Linked DNA regions of Homo sapiens: all the other regions are linked to region 7. Evidence: chromatin contacts called from ENCODE Hi-C or POLR2A ChIA-PET data. All regions are on one chromosome and are shown on one strand. The core of a region is the stretch at or near the end of the contact, and the rest is flanking DNA. Distances in the headings are between cores, read along the strand shown.

Evidence for each region. Hi-C counts contacts between places; a loop is a spot of excess contacts on that map. ChIA-PET counts read pairs that join two places held with the same protein, here RNA polymerase II (POLR2A). Pooled maps may share reads with other maps.
Region 1: a loop to region 7 is called in a pooled map, with 6 times the contacts of the local background. The contact joins the enhancer-like site here to the promoter of ALG10 in region 7. A Hi-C loop is called at or near these places in 1 of 37 single-sample maps with no recorded cell type and 5 of 50 pooled maps. POLR2A ChIA-PET finds 5 or more read pairs at or near these places in 3 of 52 experiments (A673, OCI-LY7 and activated CD8-positive, alpha-beta memory T cell).
Region 2: a map of CD4-positive, alpha-beta memory T cell shows a loop between it and region 7 (6-fold over the local background). The contact joins the enhancer-like site here to the promoter of ALG10 in region 7. A Hi-C loop is called at or near these places in 2 of 168 maps with a recorded cell type or tissue (B cell and CD4-positive, alpha-beta memory T cell) and 6 of 50 pooled maps. POLR2A ChIA-PET finds 5 or more read pairs at or near these places in 2 of 52 experiments (A673 and activated T-cell).
Region 3: a map of endothelial cell of umbilical vein shows a loop between it and region 7 (9-fold over the local background). The contact joins the enhancer-like site here to the promoter of ALG10 in region 7. A Hi-C loop is called at or near these places in 3 of 168 maps with a recorded cell type or tissue (GM12878, MCF 10A and endothelial cell of umbilical vein), 23 of 37 single-sample maps with no recorded cell type and 13 of 50 pooled maps. POLR2A ChIA-PET finds 5 or more read pairs at or near these places in 5 of 52 experiments (Caco-2, H1, HepG2 and 2 more).
Region 4: a loop to region 7 is called in a map of naive thymus-derived CD4-positive, alpha-beta T cell, with 6 times the contacts of the local background. The contact joins the enhancer-like site here to the promoter of ALG10 in region 7. A Hi-C loop is called at or near these places in 1 of 168 maps with a recorded cell type or tissue (naive thymus-derived CD4-positive, alpha-beta T cell) and 7 of 50 pooled maps. POLR2A ChIA-PET finds 5 or more read pairs at or near these places in 1 of 52 experiments (Caco-2).
Region 5: POLR2A ChIA-PET joins it to region 7 with 11 read pairs in BJ. The contact joins the enhancer-like site here to the promoter of ALG10 in region 7. POLR2A ChIA-PET finds 5 or more read pairs at or near these places in 3 of 52 experiments (BJ, CD8-positive, alpha-beta memory T cell and GM12878).
Region 6: a pooled map shows a loop between it and region 7 (2.7-fold over the local background). The contact joins the enhancer-like site here to the promoter of ALG10 in region 7. A Hi-C loop is called at or near these places in 1 of 168 maps with a recorded cell type or tissue (gastrocnemius medialis) and 4 of 50 pooled maps. POLR2A ChIA-PET finds 5 or more read pairs at or near these places in 3 of 52 experiments (AG04449, BJ and naive thymus-derived CD4-positive, alpha-beta T cell).

What each region holds. Positions count from the first base shown.
Region 1 is chr12:32,138,373-32,141,240 of GRCh38, forward strand. All of the region lies in intron 1 of BICD1 (BICD cargo adaptor 1), which reads left to right. Among named protein-coding and RNA genes, the nearest start is that of BICD1-AS1, 32 kb to the left of the region's middle. RefSeq lists an enhancer at 1,574-1,623. Within about 2 kb of position 1,544, at least 11 of the 41 ENCODE cell types and tissues checked have a DNase peak (open chromatin) inside an H3K27ac peak, as active enhancers do; they include A673 and OCI-LY7, where a contact is called at or near this core.
Region 2 is chr12:32,300,896-32,303,716 of GRCh38, forward strand. The region is part of intron 3 of BICD1 (BICD cargo adaptor 1); the gene reads left to right. Among named protein-coding and RNA genes, the nearest start is that of FGD4, 97 kb to the right of the region's middle. Within about 2 kb of position 1,461, at least 4 of the 41 ENCODE cell types and tissues checked have a DNase peak (open chromatin) inside an H3K27ac peak, as active enhancers do; they include B cell, where a contact is called at or near this core.
Region 3 is chr12:32,918,343-32,921,160 of GRCh38, forward strand. No RefSeq gene overlaps it. Among named protein-coding and RNA genes, the nearest start is that of PKP2, 23 kb to the left of the region's middle. Within about 2 kb of position 1,294, at least 4 of the 41 ENCODE cell types and tissues checked have a DNase peak (open chromatin) inside an H3K27ac peak, as active enhancers do; they include PC-3 and endothelial cell of umbilical vein, where a contact is called at or near this core.
Region 4 is chr12:32,604,206-32,607,191 of GRCh38, forward strand. All of the region lies in intron 7 of FGD4 (FYVE, RhoGEF and PH domain containing 4), which reads left to right. Among named protein-coding and RNA genes, the nearest start is that of DNM1L, 74 kb to the right of the region's middle. Within about 2 kb of position 1,291, at least 4 of the 41 ENCODE cell types and tissues checked have a DNase peak (open chromatin) inside an H3K27ac peak, as active enhancers do.
Region 5 is chr12:32,435,758-32,438,467 of GRCh38, forward strand. All of the region lies in intron 1 of FGD4 (FYVE, RhoGEF and PH domain containing 4), which reads left to right. Among named protein-coding and RNA genes, the nearest start is that of FGD4, 38 kb to the left of the region's middle. RefSeq lists an enhancer at 1,668-2,167. Within about 2 kb of position 1,459, at least 2 of the 41 ENCODE cell types and tissues checked have a DNase peak (open chromatin) inside an H3K27ac peak, as active enhancers do.
Region 6 is chr12:32,520,200-32,523,051 of GRCh38, forward strand. The region is part of intron 1 of FGD4 (FYVE, RhoGEF and PH domain containing 4); the gene reads left to right. Among named protein-coding and RNA genes, the nearest start is that of FGD4, 120 kb to the left of the region's middle. Within about 2 kb of position 1,277, at least 4 of the 41 ENCODE cell types and tissues checked have a DNase peak (open chromatin) inside an H3K27ac peak, as active enhancers do.
Region 7 is chr12:34,020,835-34,023,764 of GRCh38, forward strand. ALG10 (ALG10 alpha-1,2-glucosyltransferase) reads left to right here and starts at 1,662. Exons shown (of 3, transcript NM_032834.4): 1 at 1,662-1,936. The coding sequence starts at 1,766. RefSeq lists silencers at 1,419-1,568, 1,482-1,668.

The sequences.
Region 1 (2,868 bases), core at 294-2,793, 1.9 Mb before region 7:
ACTCACCAAGCTGTGCATTTTTAGTTTATAGAGTTGATATCAGTATTAAATAGGAATATGTATGTGTATGTATTTATATATGTATGCAGATGGTCCCTGACTTAACGATGGTTCATCTTAATGATTTTTTGACTTTATAATTATTTTTTGACTTTATAATTTTTTGACTTTATATAAACCATATTTTGGGTGCCCACACGTCTATTCTGTTTTTCACTTTCAGTACACCAGTCAACAAATTACATGAGCTATTCAACACTTTACTTTAAATAGGCTTTGTGTTAGGTGATTTTTGCCCAAATATAGGCTAATGTAAGTGTTTTGAGCATGTTTAAGGTAGGTGAGGCTAAGTAAGCTGTATTTGATAGGTTAGGCGTATTAAATGTATTTTTGACTTATGATATTTTTCAAACTATGATGGGTTTACTAGGACATAATCTCATCATCAGTTGAGGAGCATCTGTATATGTATGTGTTTAGATAGATATAATTAGATATCTATATATAATAGATTCTATGCTATGGGCATTGTAAGTTCTAAATTGCTTCAGTGGCATTATTGTACATTCTTACATAAGATTGAAGAATTTTGTGATTTTGATTAATTTATATCCTTCAAAGTGACCAGGAAGGTAGAGTTTGCATGCAGAAAATTTGCATGTATATTAATTCCATAAATAATGTTTGTAGTTAAATTTTCATTTTGTTTAAACATTTTTTACAAGATAGAGTTTACTCAGTGCTGTTATTTAGCAGCTGTGTGTATGACTTCATAATTTAGGGGGCTGTCTGTTTTGTGTTCTAAGCCACGTGGCTGCTGTGGTGACTGCTTTAGAAACTTTCAGTTCCCTTTGCTGTGAAACAGGTTTCAGTGCATCGTCCCTGTGTATAAGGTCAGGTTTCTTACATGGACTCACTCTGTTTCTGTAAATTTGTCTGAGAATTTTCAAGGCAGTGCTTTCATGGCCTCTCCTCTAATTTTGTGTGTGTGTGTTTGTGTGTGTCTGTGTGTGATGATGAAAAAGTCAAAAGCCCTAAAATTAAATCAGAGTTTAATCCATGTCCCTAAACTAGATAAGCTGCTTTAGACCTTTTCCTTATCCCTTACACGTCGCTCAGTAAATACTTGCTGATTGACTTTCAAATTCAGATTACTTTTACGCTAGCATACGGTGGGCACAAAGGGTTTTTTTGTTTATTTGTTTGTTTGAGACGGAGTCTCGCTCTGTCGCCAGGCTGGAGCGCAGTGGTGCAATCTCGGCTCACTGCAACCTCCTCTTCCTGGGTTCGAGCGATTCCTCGTGCCTTAGCCTCCCAAGTAGCTGGGACTACAGACAAGCGCCACCACGCCCAGCTGATTTTTGTATTTTTAGTAAAGACGGGGTTTCACCATGTTGGCCAGGATGCTCAAACCCCTGACCTCGCGATCCGCCCGCCTCGGCCTCCCAAAGCGCTGAGATTACAGGCGTGAGCCACCGCTCCTGGCCTGGGCACAGAGTTAAAAAAAAAATACTGGTAACAGAAAACTTGTTGGCGTGTTTCAGTTTTCAGAGTCTTCTATAAGGTCTTATACCAGCCGAGAAGCAGCAGAACCATCTGTCCGTGTACCGAGGACGGATCTCAGCAGCTCTCTGTTCAGTGGCTCCTGCCTTTGTAGTGGATTCCCTTGCTGTGCTGTAATTAAGTCAGCCGGCAGGAGTTCCTGTTTTGAGGGGGCCTCTCCCGGCTGGAGAAGTACCACTGCCTTTGTGTTACCTGCCATGTTATTGTGGAGTGGATAATTTTTTTTTCCTGCATGGGTCTTGGTTTAACAGCAGGATCCTCTGGGCTTCTTCCAAGAAGCACCACATTTCCCTGAAAATAAATGGCAGATGAATTATTTCTTGAGATTATGAAAATCTGTTAGATGAAAGCTTGCCTTTTTCTCATGTTCAAAACAATGCTAAATGCTTATAATTATACTCCCAATGAATTACTTCTTTCACTGGCTTCCTTTGCTCTGGCAAAGGTGGATTTTTTTTCCATGGCAGAGAAATTTTATAAAAAATGTAATATTTTAGAAAATGCCTAAATGTCAAGAATACAACATCTTGTTTGTTGTTGTTGTTGTTGTTTTGTTTGTTTTTTGATACGGAGTCTCGCTCTGTCGCCCAGGCTGGAGTGCAGTGGCGCAATCTCAGCTCAATGCAACCCCGCCTCCCGGGTTCAAGCAATTCGCTGCCTCAGCCTCCCGAGTAGCCTCCATTGAAGGAAGTGCCATAGTGTGGGAGGATCTTTTTATTTTCTACGCGCACCGTATTTGATTCTGTGTTTACAGGAACTGTGTCTGTAGACAAAAAGCAAAATGTTGGGGTTTAGTTTCTTCAGGTGAATAAAATGTTACTTGCATCTCCTCATTGTCACAGTGTTCGTATTACATACTTCGTGTGTGTAGTTTTGGCATTTAAGGAAACAGAGCTAAAAAAAAAACAAAGGACAATAACTGCATCAACAACATGTTATACACCAGAGGAAATGCGGCGACTTAGGTTCTGTGATGGGAAACCCGGATTTTTTTGTTGTACTTGAAATCTTCCGTAGAACGTACGTGTTTGCATGACCCAGAAAGGAAAACACATTGGAGGACTTTGTACTAGTTCCATTCTAATTCTGTAAAATTCTCACAAATTCAGGCATCTGTTAACCCTTCGAGGGCATATAAGTTCAGAGCCATGTTTTCTGTTTTGTGTCTTTCCCTTTGGCGGAGTGGTTACCTTTTCTGAGCCCTTGGCTTGCTTTCTGTGAACATAAGGCGCTCCATCTGCCGCTTTAAAGTGAAGATTTATAATTCAAACAAGACAGCGTTTCGATGTTGCACTCCTGTCTTAT
Region 2 (2,821 bases), core at 211-2,710, 1.7 Mb before region 7:
CCACCCCAGCCTCCCAAAGTGCTGGGATTACAGGCGCGAGTCACTGCGCCCGGCCCAACTTTACAGTATTTAAGCAGGCCTGAAAGAAACCATGACACAAGGAAACACACTGCTGTCTGAAGCAATTTCCAAGTTGCCTTTCTTATAACCACACTGAGGGCAATCCTTGCTTCTCCTTTCATAAGGAGGTAAAGGCCCTTCTGATTTCCATACTCCTTCATCCCAAGTCACCTGCAAAGCAGTAAATCATGTTGAGCATGCGTTTCTGGATTCCTCTCTTCCTCCACACTTCATCCTCAGTTTCCCCCTGCTTCCTGGCTAACAAATTGAGATTCCTATAATCAGAGAATGAACCTTTCATTTCACTACCAGAGATAAAGTAAAAAATGCATGTTTTTGCTTGAAGTAACAACCTAGTTGAAATGCAGTCAGTCAGCAAGTATAAAGGAAAGGTGACTGGATGCTTTAGTGTGGGAAAGGTTGTTTGCTCGGTGGAAAAGGTTGGAGAGAGTCAGTCACAGGGCAGGAGCAGTGAACTCAAATGACCACAAGCAGCTTATAAATAGCATTAAGTACAAGATGTAAACAAAAAGTAGAGGCCGAGTGCAGTGGCTCACGCCTGTAATCCCAGCACTTCGGGAGGCTGAGGTGGAAGGATTGCTTCGGTCCAGGAGTTTGAGACCAGCCTGGGCAACATGGTACAAAACCTTGTCTCTACAAAAAGAAAAAAAAAGCCAAGCATGGAGGTATGCGCCTGCAATCCCAGCTACCCAGGAGGCTGAGGTGGGAGGATTGATTGAGACTGGGAGATCAAGGCTGTAGTGAGCTGTGATCAAGCCACTGTACTCTAGCCTGGGCAACAGAGCAAGACCCTGTCACAAACAAACAAACAAAAGAAAAAGTAGATGGAAAAGGAACAGCCAGTGCTCACTTACAGGTGATTTTTGTGCTCTGTGAAGGTGGGCCCAGTGTTGCCTGAATTATTTATTTATTTTTATTTACTTATTTTTAGACGGAGTCTTGCTCTGTCGCCCAGGCTGGAGTGCAGTGGCGCGATCTCGGCTCACTGCAACCTCTGCTTCCTGGGTTCACGCCATTCTCCTGCCTCAGCCTTCTGAGTAGCTGGGACTACATGCACCTGCCACCACGCCCCACTAATTTTTTGTATTTTTAGTAGAGACGGGGTTTCACTGTGTTAGCTAGGATGGTCTTGATCTCCTGACCTCGTGATCCGCCCGCCTCAGCCTCCCAAAGTGCTGGGATTACAGGCGTGAGCCACTGAGCCCAGCCCGAACTTTTGATTTTTTTAAAAAAGAAATCAGAAGTTTTCAAATGTTTGTGAAATCATCAGTTTTCTAAATATTGGCAATCAATTCCAAAAGTTTTATAACGTGTTACAAGCCAAATAAAGCACATCTATAGGCTCGATGGTCTATGGGCACCCCTTGTGATCTCTGCTTTAAATCATTTGATGTCTGAATTGGTGGAAGGGACACGGGAGCACACACCAGCCTGGGGAGCCCACTAGAGTACAGAATGCAAACTACAGGGACACATGCCTTTGAGCAGGTAGTAGATAGCCAGGGCCTGTCAAGTTATTAGGTGTCCCAGGCCAGGTAATAACTCCTTGGAGTTGTGAAAAGTATATTTCATTTCCATGCCATCATGTTTGTAACATGCTATTTATAGTGCCCAGTTATCATTTTTCCCAAAGTGCAATTTTTCTCCCATGAAGTACTCATAATCTTAAGTAATGTAGTTGATATGTAACCCAGAAACTCCTACTTGATTAGAAGACAGTTATTGGTAGTATGCCATTGATAGATTTGTTAATTTTTTGTTATATTTATTCAAATGCATATTCATGGTAGAACAATTAGCACTTTCTAGTTTTCATTCTAAATAATGGATATTATAAATAATGGTCTCCAATATTGACTCTTTTGAGTAATTCTATCAGGGACATGTTGAAATTCCAATGACCATTTTTTTTTTTTTTTTTGCCTTAGAGGCATCTTTTGTACATAATGTATTTCTTTTTTTTTTTTTTTCCCTCAAGACAGGGCCTCACTCTGCCACCCAGATTGGAGTGCAGTGACACCATCAGGGCTCACTGCAGCCTTGACCTCCCTGGGCCCGAGTGATCCTCCCACCTCATCCTCCCGAATAGCTGGGACTATAGGTGCACGCCACCACACCTGGCTAATTTTCTTATTTTTTGTAGAGAGAGGGTTTCATTATGTTGCCCAGGCTGGTCTCAAACTCCTGTGCTCAAGCAATTCACCGAGATTACAGGCCTGAGATTACAGGTGCTGAGATTACAGGCCTGAGCCACCGTGCCCAGTCCTCATAATGCATTTCACACACCATAGTGTGGTGAGCACATTCTTTCACTGAAATAACACTATCCATATTCACATATACAACTGGCATTGTTAGAAACATCTGCTATACATATGTCTTTATGAGTTGCATCCTATTAGAGCACCACAGTGTTTCGGTGACCAGTGAGTGCTGGTTTACCATCAGCTTTCATTGTTCCCTTCTGACGGTGTATTTCTCAGTTTTTTCCTGGGCCCAGTGCTGCCCAGAGTAAAGGCTACATTCTTCACTCCTCCTCGCAGCCAAATGGCATAAGACTAGTACCAGCCAATGATATATAACAAGTGATGTGGGTAACTTTTAATGTCCTTAAAGGGAGACAGTGTGCTCCTTATTTTGTGCCACCGCTTAGAACATGATCAAATGGCAAGCCACCTGAGATAGTATGGTCTAGACTAGAAGGCTGTACAACAACAGAGGAAGAGCCTGGCTCCTGGAT
Region 3 (2,818 bases), core at 44-2,543, 1.1 Mb before region 7:
TTGTTATGAAGCGAGTATACACTATATAATAATTAAGGAAGAGAAAAATAAAGAGGTGACATGAAGAAAAGAAGGTGAAAGAAAGAAGGGATGAGTGAAGGATAGTGTACATCCAAAACTTCATTTTGAGTGACATGTGAGGATGTGAAAATATAAAATTGTTGGGTTTTATAGAATCAGAGAGGTCAGCTTTCATTCTCTAATATTATAAATTAAGAGAGATGTAGGGCAAAGTAGAACAGAGATTTCTCAACCTCACTAATATTCAGAATCACTTTGAGAAACTTATAAAAATATAAATGCCTGTACCCCACCCCAGTGACTCTGATTCTTAGTTCCAGGGTGGAATCCAGTGATCTGTGTGTTTAAAAAGATCCTTAGATGAATTTTGATGCAAATCTACATTTGAGAATGGCAGAAATGGGCCCTAAATGTTTGCCTGTGTCCAGTAGTATCTGTTCAGCCCCTTCTTGTAATTCTCCTCTCTCTACAGAGCAAGAAAAAGAAACATGATGGAATAACCCAATTTAAAATTGAAGCCGGGTGTGGTGGCTCATGCCTGTAATCCCAGCATTTTGGGAGGCCGAGGCCGGAGGATCACCTGAGGTCAGGAGTTCTAGACCAGCCTGACCAACATGGCAAAACCCTGTCTCCACTAAAAATACAAAAATCAGCCGGGCGTGGTGGCGGTTGCCTGTAATCCCAGCTGCTCAGGAGGCTGAGGCAGGACCCAGGAGGCAGAGGTTGCAGTGAGCTGAGATTGCGCCCCTGCACTCCAGCCTGGGTGATAGAGCAAGACTCAGTCAAAATAAAATAAATAAATAAAATAAAAGAAAATAAAATAAAAGATTACCTTTTAAAAAATCCATGAAAATATATAACATTATTCCCCTTGTTTTTCTTTTCCTGCGACTGATTTAGGAGGGCACCGGCTTCTTTTCTCCTCTGAAGTGGGGGCTGAGCTACAGCAGTGACACCAAGTGGTGGTTTTAGGGGATTCTCCTTTTCATTTGAAACTTTGTGATTTTTAAATGACTGAAATAAGATGTCGTTTGCCTTCTTTCTCTTTCCCATCAGTTAGAGCATGTATTCTTCAGTTCTTGCATACCTCATTCACCAGAAATGCTAAAAGAATGAAGAAAACAACAAACAGGATTTGACCCTGACATTTGATCTTTTTGAGTGCTTCCAATATAAACACCTTTGTTTAGTTGTTTCTAGGACCAGGTGGTTTCAGTGAATTCAAAGAGAGCCTAAACTAAACTCTACATGCTAAAACTATGATAATGATGATGAAACTGTCAGTGCATTTAAAGTTATATGACTCATAAAAAGAGAGTACTGTGAACTTAAAAGTAAGAATGCTGCAGACTGATGCCAAGAAAACTCAATGAGTCTGTGATGAAGGTCGAGACTCCCTTCATAACCATCTGCGGTGAGCTAAAACTTAGGTATCCAAAGAATAACAATGCTTAAGATGTCTTGCTTAGGAAAAAAAAAAGTAAAAGTAGGTTTGGAAAGTTCGTGTCTTAGTTTGGGCTGCTATAACAAATTACTATAGACTGGGTGGCTTATAAGGAAAAGCAATTTATTTCTCGCAGTTCTGGAGCTGGGAAGTCCAAAATCAAAGGACTGGTGTCTGGTGAGGGCCTGCTTCCTCACAGACAGGGCAGATAGGGCCATGAGTTATCTGTTGTCTCCTTTCTGTTAATTGTAATTTTTTGGTTTTTAATTATTTTTGAAAAAATAGAGATGGGGTCTCACTATGTTGGCCGGGTTGGTCTGGAACTTCTGATCTCAAGCAGTCCTCCTGCCTTAGCCTCCCAAAGTGCTAGGATTACAGGTGTGAGCCACCATGCCTGGCCTGGAGTCTCTTTTATGAGGGCACTAATCTCATTCATGGGGCCTCTTCCTTCATGACTCCAGCCCAGGCTGGAGTGTAATGATGTGATCTTGGCTCACAGCAAACTCCGCCTCCCGGGTTCAAATGATTCTCCTGCCTCGGCCTCCTGAGTAACTGGGATTACAGGTGCCTGCCACCACGCCCAGCTAATTTTTGTTTTTTTTGTAGAGACGGGGTTCACCATGTTGCCCAGGCTGGTCTTGAACTCCTGACTTCAGGTGATCCACCTGCCTCGGCCTCCTAAAGTGCTAGGATTATAGGCGTGAACCACCGTGCCAGGCCTACTTTCAGGATTTTTACCTTATAATAGCATTCATCAAAGATGTCTTTAAACGGCAATTTCACCAGTACATTTATACTATGACTAAGTTCATAAATATTTGATATACAAACTTTTAAGAAATACATTTGCTAAGTAACATGGACACACCCAAATTACAAACAAAAGAGAAGAGGAAGTTAGGCTATTAACGGACATGTAGACAAGAGAAGTATATGTAGTTATGCAGAGGAAGAACAATCAATTATAAAGAAAAGCGCACAGAGGAAATGGGATTACCGTTGGTTCCAGGGACCATCATTGTGTAGGTGGAACCAACAGATTTGGTTAAGGACACTCTGCTGAAGACAATGCAGCTAGATTAGCCACTAATCACAGGCTAGTGTGGGAACTACAGGACATATTCCTCAATGCCCGAGAAATGTTGGTTGCTTTTCCTCCTCGTGTTTCTCAAATGTCATTTTACTTACCTTTTATTCATTATATCTGTCCTATGCTTCTACAATCTGAACATAAAATGAAATGTTTTATTTTATTTTATTTTTGAGACAGAGTTTCATTCTTGACGCCCAAGCTGGAGTGCAGTGGTGCAATCTCGACTCACTGCAACCACCGCCTCCCGGGTTCAAGTGATG
Region 4 (2,986 bases), core at 41-2,540, 1.4 Mb before region 7:
AGGGTTGGTTGAGCTTTTTGCATTTGTAGATTGATTTTTTTTTAATCATTTTCAGAAGTTTTCAGCCATTATTTCTTCAAATATTTTCTGTCCTTTTCACTTTCTCTTTTTTAAAATCTTTTTACTCCCATTACACAAATTTTGGTGGGTTCCTTTTGTTTGTTTTGGAAATGGTGTCTTGCTGTGTTGCCTAGGCTGGCCTTGAACTCCTGGGTTCAAATGATACTCCCAATCTTTGTTCTATTATTCAGATTGTATAATTTCTACTAGTCTTTCTTCAAGTTCCCTGATTCTTCTGTCATCTCAAATCTGCTGTTGAACCTATAGTGAATTTTTCTTTTCAATTACTGTATTTTTCACATCTACAACCACAACTTCTGGCTAGTAGAGTTATTGGCTCTCACCTCTCACTCACCTCAGGGATCTTCACTTCTACTGATGTTGTTGGGTGTGTATGTTGCCCACCACTCCAAATGAATGAGCCCTTTTCAGCCTCAGCAGAGGAGCTGCCAGTCCTCACAGTCCGTGCCACCCTGATGGCCCCTTCATAGTGACTGAGCTGGGAGAGGAACAGGAGCAGCCACAGGCTAGAATGCCACAGATTCTCACCGTTCTTACCCAAAGTTCAACAATTTTTAAAGTGTAAACAGATTTCAGGTTGTTGCATGCCTTTTAATCAATTTCTAAAATGCAAATATTGTTTTGTCAATTTTATCTAGCTTTATAGCTGCTTTTTTTTTTTTTTTTTTTGGAGTTAGAGTCTTGCTCTGTCACCCAGGCTGGAGTGCAGTGGTATGATCTCGGCTCACTGTAACCTCTGCCTCCTGGGTTCAAGCGATTCTTGTGCCTCAGCTTCCTGAGTAACTGGGATTACAGGTACATGCCACTACACCTGGTTAATTTTTGTACTTTTAGTAGAGACGGGGTTTCGCCATGTTGGCCAGGCTGGTCTCAAACTCCTGGCCTCAAATGATTCCCCCGTCTCGGCTTTCCAAAGTGCTAAAATTACAGGCAGGAGCCACTGCACCCGGCCTATCAGCTGCTTTTAACAGGGAGGATTTGCCAGTCTCTTCATTCAGCTGTAGCCAGAAGGTCTGCCTCATCCCCTTCACTCCTTTTTTTTTTTAACATTCTTTTATTTTGTAATTAAACACTCCCCTACCTTACTGAATATTGGGCTCCTGCTTTGATTTTTACTAGCTTCTTTTGCTAACTCTGAAATGTAGGCAGAGCACAAAGTTTGCCTTCTACATTCTTCTTTCTTTTCATACTTTTCAGTGATATCCTATTCCCACATGCCTTTAACTTGCCAGACAGGTTCCTCTAGGGTTGCTGTTTCTAGTCTAGTTCTCTACTCCCAAACTCTAGGTACAAACAGCTGAGCATGTGAATATCTTGTCATCCAAACAAAGTCAATATTTTCTTTTCCTATTTTTAGCTCCCAAGCATTTTTCCATCTGACTTTTTAGGCCTTACATAGAGTAGATAATTATTCTGATATGTATTGGATTTATTAGGTGACACCATTATCCTGTCATTTACCAGAGCTTGACAACTTAGCTTTATCTTTGATTTGTTACATGTCTTCATTCTCTGTATGTGTTCATTTGCCTGTGAAATAATGTATTCAAATTGCTTAGCGTAGTGCTTGTTGCATAGTAAGTGCTCACTAAATGATAGTGGCGATGGTGGTGATAGTGGTAGTTATTGTCTAGTCACACTCTGAATTCTATCTGTACAATGTCTGTCTTCTCTATATTATGATGAAATGACATGGGTTGTGAAAAGAGTGGTAGATTGGGAATCAACTAACCTAGTTTAGAATCCTAAGTCTGCTGCTTATAGTCACTTGACCTTAGGAAACGCTCCTAAATTATCTGAGCCACAGTTTCTTCATGTAAAATATTTGGGATCAGTAATACTTTCCTTGATGTACGTAATAGATTTTGGGAAAACCCAATGAGATATTTAAATTTATATAATTAATATCTTAAACTTTATTAAGGAAAGCTATTCTCTCAGCTTCTATGCCAATTTCAGGCCCTTATTATTTTCTTCCTGGTCTATAATAACAACTTCCAAACTAGTTTCCCCCGTCCCCCTAAAGCCACACTGCAGTAGATTAATCTAATAGAGCTCAGATCTAATGATACAACTGTCATGCACAAAAATCTACATTAGATGAAAAAAATCTAAACTCACCTTGACATTATTACCCATATTACCATTACTTTACGTCTTCTATTTTCCTCTACTTATTTTTTTTTTTTTGCCAAGAAAACCTCTCTGTCCCTTTCATTTAACATACTTCATGCTTCATTACTGTGGGCCTGTTCTCTCAGGTTTCTCCTCCTGGGCTCGCTCCCTAGTCTGTCTTTTTCTTCAGAGCCTGTACTTATCAGAGGTTGCATTAAATGTTCCCTTCTCTGTGAAGCCTTTAGTCACTTGTTTGCTTCAAATGCAAACACCATGTCTTAATATAGCTTTGATGCTTTGCAGTACCCTGATCATGGTGTGAATTCAGTATATACTTTAATGGGATTTCTGCTTTGTTTAACAGGAACAAGAACATTTCTTATTTTTTCATCTCTTTTGTTAACAGTTTCTTGGAAGCAAGTGATACGGTCTTAATTTTGCCCTAAGAAATGGAGCTCTATTTACAGAATTTGGTTTCTAATGAAAAAGAATGCTTTGAACTGATGAAAAAATAAAATTTTCTGACAGATAAGATGCCCAGACCTTGTTATTCTTCTATATGGAGTCTTTTTTAAGTTCAAAGGCAATGACATTTATCATAGCCTTATTATCAAATAGTTTCTGCTGAGTCCAAAGTCATTTAATACAGTTGTGCTTAGCAAACCTCATTAAATAGGCACATCTTTTGAAAAATCTATATAGAATGATTTAATAATGTGACTTCACAAACCCTTGTAGTGACTAATTGAAGTGGTTATCAGCAATCTGGAATTTTCTTGCTTAAAATTCT
Region 5 (2,710 bases), core at 209-2,708, 1.6 Mb before region 7:
ACATAAAATGGTCCATCTAGTCCATGGTTTTCATATTCCTTTGTAATTCTACTTACTGCTTTAAAATTCATTCAAATAAAAAGATCTAAGTTACTTGCAGTGAGTGAGTGCCCAAATGCAACAGCAAGGAGAGCTGAGAACATAACTAACCAATACTTTCGTGTTCAAAGAATAAATACTCTGAAACAGTGGGACAGAAGCTTGCTCCTTAGGGACTTTCTCAAAGTACCCTTGGTGGACATAAGGTTATCCTCACTCAACGGAAGGACATATCTGCTGTCGGGGGAGGACACAGAATGACGATTTCATTTACCTAGGATATTTTCCTTCTGTAAATGTCTGGAACAAGTTGTCACTGGACACCGTGATGTACAGTGTAGCCCTCCTATTAGAATAAATAAATTATGTGGTTGGACTGGAATGCTACAGGCACACTATGACTGGAAGTGGAAGGAGAGAGAATGTTTATTTAAAATACAGCACACATAAATAATAAATAAAAGTTTAAAACTTAATCAGCAACAGCAACAGGACCAGCCTCCCCTGTTCCATTTATGGTTCTTTTCAGGAACACCTGTATCTTTTCCTAAGGATAAAAAGTGGCACAAGGAGACAAAAGGCTTTGGAAGGAAAGAAAATACTTTGTTGTGACTTTGTGCTTTTCTGAAACAAGAAGGCAAAACATGTGGGCATTGAATGGCTGCAATAAAAGACTGCACAGTGTCCACACATTGGCAAGCCTCAGGTTTCAGAGGAAGCACTGGAGCCAGCAGAATGCCAAAGCCTTGTTTCTCCCTTGAACCAGTTTGGTGTTACGCCTGGTTGTGCTTCTCCCGCTTTACTTTTACTGTTGATAAATTTCTTAATAAGCTTTTTCCCTATCCCTTTTCCCTTTAATCCTATCGTTAAAGGTGTCTTGGGTCTGGTCTTAAATCAATTTGGTTATGACACTAGGTCCCAGAAAAAAAGCTGCTATCTCATTAGCAGCTTGGTGTGTTGGAAATTCATGTTTGAACCACACAGTGAACCTACACTACCAGTACCATTACTTCCCTGCATATAAAAAACAAAAAATGGGGGCCAGGCATGGTGGCTCATGCCTGTAATCCCAGCAATTTGGGAGGCCAAGGCAGGTGGATAGCTTGAGATCAGGAGTTCGAGACCAGCCTGGCCAACATGGTGAAACCCTGTCTCTACTAAAATTAGCCAGGCATGGTGGCGGGCGCCTGTAGTCCCAGCTATGTGGGAGGCTAAGGCAGGAGAATTGCTTGAACCTGGGAGGTGAAGTTTGCAGTGAGCCGAGATTGCACCACTGCACCCCAGTCTGGGTGACAGAGTGGGACTCCATGTCAAAAAAAAAAAAAAAAGGGAAAAAGAAAACAAATCACACAGAACATGAAGGGGCTGCTGAACAATGCAGCAGGAATGTAAATACATTCTCTTTCGGGTCAGACGTTTGGCCAGACGGCTGATTACAAAACATAGGATGACTTCAAGCTGAAGGTATGAAAACAAAAGGTTACACCTCAAAACAGAAATGACTGTTCATTGAGGCAGAGTAGTGAAGGTCTTGAAGAAGCTGGGACACCCATAAAAGAAAGAAAAGCCCTCTGCTCAGGAAATCCATGTCAGCTACACGTGGCTGAGCACGGAGGCTCTTTATGCTCCCTATACGATGAGCGAGGCGAGGTGTCCAACCGCACCCAGATGTGTTACTGGGCAGCCTGGCCCAGGCCTTTTTAAAGATGTTTGATAAAGCTCATGTAGCAACTACCAGAGCTTCACTACACGGATATCCGTGGTATTCATTGAGTAAAACCAGCAGATTTCACATAAGCAGATGTTTTTATTTGTTCCTAAAGTCTTAGAAAGTAATGTTATATTAACATGTAATATGAATTCCCTGTTACTCTTTGGATGGTTTGCATTTGACCAGTGTCTTTTCATTTTTAGTAAAAGCAAAATTTTTTCTAGACATAATCCTGCTATTGATGTTGAATACTATTTCATCTTACCCTGCATACCACACAATACCACTGATACATTGTATATACCACTGATAACATTCTTGGCCACTGGGAAAATTATTTTTTTACATTGTTATTGGTCTCCTGTGTTGTAGGTAGGACTATGCAGGAATGGATCTTTTCTTTGAGACAGAGTCTTGCTCTGTCACCCAGGCTGGAGTGCAGTGGCGCAATCTCAGCTCACTGCAGGCTCTACTCTCGGGTTCAAGCGATTCTTCTGCCTCAGCCTCCTGAGTAGCTGGGGCTACAGGCATACGCCATCATGTCCGGGTAATTTCTATAGTTTTAGTAGAGACTGGGTTTCGCTGTGTTGGCCAGTCTGGTCTCAAACTCTTGACTTCAAGTGATCCATCTGCCTGGGCCTCCCAAAGTGCTGGGATTATAGGCGTGAGCCACCGCGTCTGGCCAGGAATGGTTCTTGAACCATTTCTTCCCATCTTAGAAAATACTGACTTCTCACTTGCCTTATTGAAATGGTTTGGAGAGGTATAGCATCTAACAATACTGCACTTCCATAGAGCGGACTTGGGATAACAGTTAACTCCTAAGACATCAGCTGAAGATGACAAAGGTAAAAATATCTGCCGTTAAGATAAAGTTGAAAACTCTGTACTTACTGTACTTTATTCAAAATGTTAGCCTTCTCTTAGCAGATTCTTCAATAAGCTTGCTTTTAGGTTTCA
Region 6 (2,852 bases), core at 27-2,526, 1.5 Mb before region 7:
GAAGTAAACTGAGATAGATTTACTCTTCCAAATTGCTGTATTGTGAAATATTTTACAATTTCTTTTTAAATAAACGAATACAAGAGCTTTAAAGAGATTTTAAATGTTTTTGAGTTTTAGCATTTACCTTAAAAGATTTTTTAAAAACAAGCAGATTCAGTCACATTGTTCTCTTAACAATAGTATTTTTACCTCTACCTTGCCCTATTTTAAGTTCTATTGTGGGTTTTTTTGTTTTTTGTTTTTTTTTTTTAGAGATGGAGTCTCGCTCTGTCGCCCAGGCTGGAGTGCAGTGGTGCAATCTTGGCTCACTGCAAGCTCTGCTTCCCGGTTTCACGCCATTCTCCTCCCTCAGCCTCCTGAGTAGCTGGGATGACAGGTGCCCACCACCACGCCTGGCTAATTTTTTTGTATTTTTAGTAGAGATAGGGTTTCACCGTGTTAGCCAGGATGGTCTCGATCTCCTGACCTCGTGATCCACCCGCCTCGGCCTCCCAAAGTGCTGGGATTACAGGCATGAGCCACCGCGCCTGGCCTATTTTTGTGTTTTAAAGTGTGTATCTTAATACAGGAATGCTTGTATCTAACTCTTACCTACATTGTGTGCGAATATGCATACTAGGGGATGCATGCCCAGGATTTATTCTGATAGGGATGTGCCCTCAAGAAGTTTAGAGATAAAGTATTCTAGAAAGCCTTCTCTTACCCTCCGCTCTGTACCTCCAGCAGTCACAGAGCCTCAGCCAAACTTGTCAATTACTATTTTACTTGTTTGCTCTCCCTTTGGTTCCTCGAGAAGGAACTATTTAATGAGACTGTATAAAGTGTTTGAAAACAATGTGCATGGGAGCCATAATAATGAACAGGACAGACAGGGTCCCTGTCCTCTAGAAAAAAGGACATTGCAGGCTGGGCGCGGTGGTTCACACCTGTAATCCCAGCACTTTGGGAGTCCGAGGCGGGTGGATCACGAGGTCAGGAGATCGAGACCATCCTGGCCAACGTGGCAAAACCCTGTCTCTACTAAAAATACAAAAATTAGCTGGCATGCCTCTAATTCCAGCTACTCGGGAGGCTGAGGCAGGAGAATTGCTTGAACCAGGGAATCGGAGGTTACAGTGAGCCAAGATCGCACCACTGCACTCCAGCCTGGCGACGGCGAGACTCCGTCTCAAAAAAAAAAAAAAAAAAGGACATTGCATGAATATTTAATTACGTTTGTGAAGAAATGTTCAAAGGAAACAACCCACAGGGAATAATTAGACTTAGTCATATGTAGAGACCTTAACGTCACAGGAACTGAAAAAGCTGGTGTGGCTGAACTGATGGGCAGGACTTTATAAAAAACATTCCCAAGTCCCTAACAATGTGTCCTGTATACTATATTGAGTCCCATATGGGGCTCAGTAATTCTTTGTAAATAAACAAATACAACATCTTTAGAAGGGATTTTAAATGTTTTTGAGTTTTAGCATTTACTTTAAAAAATATTGTTTTCTAGTTTGCCATAGGTTACTCTAATTTCTGCTGTTTTAAACTCGAATCCTTACCCATTTGTGGCAAATAACATTTGCCTCTGCTATCCTGTGCAGAGGATGAAGATAAGCCATACTCCATGAACAGTGAACTGTTTACTAATACGAGATTATTTAAGTTCCACTACTGATGAACTGTTGTGTCTTAAAGGCTATATAGGTATTTTATAATCCTTAGCATAGTACCGAAGACCTGTTTGTTTCAACATGATTACTAAAGTTGACAATATATAGATTGCCAAAATAATAATTAGAAAATTCCAAGCAAATAAATTTATAATTTATTTAGTACCCATTTAAACGTGCATATGATGGAAATGAGCTGTTTTTTAAAAAATTAGTTCCCTTTTTATCTTTGACCTTATTTCCTACCACAAATTCAGTAACTTACAAAGATATTTAAAAGCTGACTAAATTTGCATCTACTAATATTCTTTTTTCTTTGGAATATTATTACTGTAATATACTTCTGAGATTGTATTAAAAAAGAAACTGCATGTGTAAGATTATCATTATCTGTTGTGGGTGGGGGTGGATACGTAGAGTGGATGATTTGCAAAAGACAGGAAGATCCTCGTTATATTTAGGGTATCTTTTCTTTCCACATTCTGAATTTGGCCTTTAAGAATATTCGGGCCAACACAAAAGGCCCAAGTTGCTGCTGTTACCCCAGCAAGCTGTGCGTTAGGGTCTTGGGGGAAGGAAGATGATAATTAGAAGAAATTTGGATCAGGCAGCTCATCAAAAAATAGAGAAATGAAAGCCTTCCTTCTTCTCTCTCAAGTTAGTAGCAAGTAACTGACTGTACTTTATCCTTTGTGTGACCTGGCAGGGGCAGAACTAACGTTTTATTTTCTTGAAGTCTCAGAGGAGCCTTTTCTGGAAGCTGCATGGTTATTTCAAAGTTGGAAAAAATAATAGGTTCCTGTGGAAATTTATGAAAACATTTTTTCTTGACTTCCTTCTCAAAACCTTGGGTGATTGATAGAGGGAGCATGGTTTAGGAACCATATTTTGAAAGCAAAGTGGCAAGAGATGAGGGGTAGAGCCTTCAGGCCTTCTGTGAAATTGAGATTGCGTTCTAAGTGCAGTATGCAGCCACTGAGGCTTTTGGCAGGCACTGATGAACACTTCTGTAAACCACAGTGTTTGCAAGTCTGCCACCAATTTCCTTGCTACAAAGCCTGAAATAATATCCTTTCCCTCCTTTTGATGCCTAATGAAATCCTACTTATCCTTCAACATAAAGTTCAATCTTCCCTTCTTCAGTGAAGGAGGTAGCTATCTGGACATTTAGGAAGGAGAGCATGAACTGAA
Region 7 (2,930 bases), core at 412-2,911:
CCATATTTCCTTGAAACTTTCCATTTTATGTAAAGGGATGTGTGCAGCATGTATAGGAGTCAAATGTTTAACATAAACTATTGGTGGCAATTGTTATGAAGAAAAATGGAGAGCATAAATGTCTAGTCTTGTTCTACTCCCTTTAAAAACGACCCACTATTTCTAGGGTGGGTCAGTAAGCTGCAGAGTATATATAACACGATTTAGCAGGTCAACAGGTCAGGAGCTAATTACTTGTAGATCACATCAACCTCTTGAAGACTGAATCATCTGGAGATGTGTTACAAGTGACTTAAACAGATAAGTACAGCATGGACTCAACAATAAAATGGGAGATAATGGTTAAAACAAAGCTAAGCATCACATCAGAGTAGGATCCTCACATGACTTTATTCCAGTAATGTAAATGTTCCCATCCCAGCCCTCATTCACCACTACTTCCTCTTATCATTGAGGAAACAGGCAGAGACAGAATGGAAAGGCAGTCAGCTTAATTTAAGAAACTTTCTTAAGTTTAGAAATACTGAATTAGTTTTAACCCAGAAAAAGAGCTCAATTGAGAACTCTGAGGTTTGCAACCTTAAATCCCGCCTAAATTCTGATATATTCCTGCCAAAGGCAACCTGATTGAGGTTACCTGAGAAATAGTTTTTCTACAAAACATGGCCAACCATGCTCAAGACAAAATTACAACACATAATTTATCTTCGGCATTCTTCAAATTATTTACCTCATCTCCTGCCCCCAGCACCTAATCCCAGAATACAGGAATTTGATGATGTCTACACAGCCTATAAAAGTCCACAAATTTAAGTGCCTACTGTGTGAAAGCCATTTTGGGGACTACAAACATAAAGGATGTATAATGCCACCCACTAAGATGTTCACGCTTATGATTTAGTAGGAAAAACAGAAGGCTGCCTTACAGATATTAACAACCAAATTTACAGGCACACCTAAAACATCCCGAATTCTAAAATATATATGTATTTTCCAAATCCTACAGGGTAATATGACTATGAAAGTGCACTAGGAATGTCAATTTAACTAAATCCTCTGAGAGCATCCACATTTTGAAAGAGTTCTCTTTTAACCTAAACAAACAAACGAACAAACACTCCTCTCACTGAAGTTCATTCGGCATTGACGGGTCTCTGGTTCTTCAAGTTTTCATCTAAAACTCTCAGTCTTTGCTATCACAACCAACGCACCCTTCCTACACTCCAAAGTTGATGGAATGAAATGTCTTGGAATTGAGGGTTTAATTAATTCGGATCACTGGAGAGAAATAACAGAAATAACGGGGGAAAAAATGTGTCCATTTTAGGGCTTGGAATTGGAAACGTGGGGAAACGTCGCCACCTTCTGGTAAGTGATGGAAGTGAGCAGGAAAAAAGATCCAAGCTAAGAAGCGGCTTTTTTTTTTTTTTTTTTTTTTTTTTTTTTCTAAGCAGCAAGCCACGCACCTCCCGCGCTGGCGAAATCCGAGACCCGCCCCTTCCGGAAGTTTTGACACTTTGTGCGCCCCGGGCAATGCGATTGAGAGGGTAATCATCCGGTCCGTTATCTAAACCCGTCACTCCGGGAAACAGCGACCCGATCTTTCCGGATCCGCGCTCTCCCAGCATCCTTTGCCTTCCGGTATGTGGCCCCGTCTGGCTAGTCCCGCCTAGCGCGCCCATTTCGAGCCCAAGTTTCCAGCTCGGGTTTCCAGGCTCAGAATTTTCCAGGAGTAGGTTCTTGGGCAGTGGCTGTGGGAGCTGGAATGGCGCAGCTGGAAGGTTACTATTTCTCGGCCGCCTTGAGCTGTACCTTTTTAGTATCCTGCCTCCTCTTCTCCGCCTTCAGCCGGGCGTTGCGAGAGCCCTACATGGACGAGATCTTCCACCTGCCTCAGGCGCAGCGCTACTGTGAGGGCCATTTCTCCCTTTCCCAGGTGGGGTCCCCAACCTGTCCCCACCCCAGGAGAGGCCTGAGAGGTCCCAGCGTCCCCACGTCCTCCCATCCTTAGACTTCACTCGTCCTGTTCCACCCCCTCAAGCCTCAGAACATGAAAGAAACTGGGTATAGTCTTTTGTTCCTGTCTCTGAGATCTGTGAAATATTTATTAAATGAATGAATAAACAGCAGATCTGTCCTCCAGGAAGGAGTGATCTGGGAGAATACTCAACGGGGAACTGAGCCCTCCTCTTGGCAGCTGACGATATCGATCCCACTTTGTCTTTCCTTGTTTTAGGATTAAAGGCATTCGGGTGCTCCTTGGAAATACCAGAAAACTTTCCTTTAGCTCACCTGTCAAGCACCTCACTGTGCATTTTAGGGGTGGGATAGGGTGGACTGGAGGGATCTTCAGCTACCAAAAAGTGACAATTTATAATCACAAATTCCTTCCCTGGGTATTTTTAGTGAACTGTTAACTGGATAAACTGGCAACCAGTCAAGTCACATCATTTTTGAGTATATATTTGACTGTGCAAGTATGTACATATAAATATCAAAATAAGCATCCCCTGCTTCTCTGGTGACACAATATAGGGTACTGGCTAGAAATATAAAGTCTGTTTTAGAGAAAGATCTGATCTTAAATCTTGGTGCTGTGATTTACTAGTTTTGTGATCTTGGAGATGTTCTGAGTTTCAGAAATTCAGGTTACTCATCTGCAAAATGACAATAATCTTTACTATAGGGCATATTGTAACGTTAATACAGAGGGTTTGGCAACAATTTCTGTCTCAGTTTATGTTAGCTGTCATCATGGAGCCTGTGGTCCAAATGTTTTCCTAAACTTAAGAGTCCCAAACAATGTTTCCATGCTTTTAAAAACTGGAACATTTGCAGTTTATTTATCAAAATAAAGGCTTTTAAAGAACATTTCTTGGAAAATAGAAATAGATTTTAAGTTGTTGTTGTTTATTGGTTGCTGCTACCTG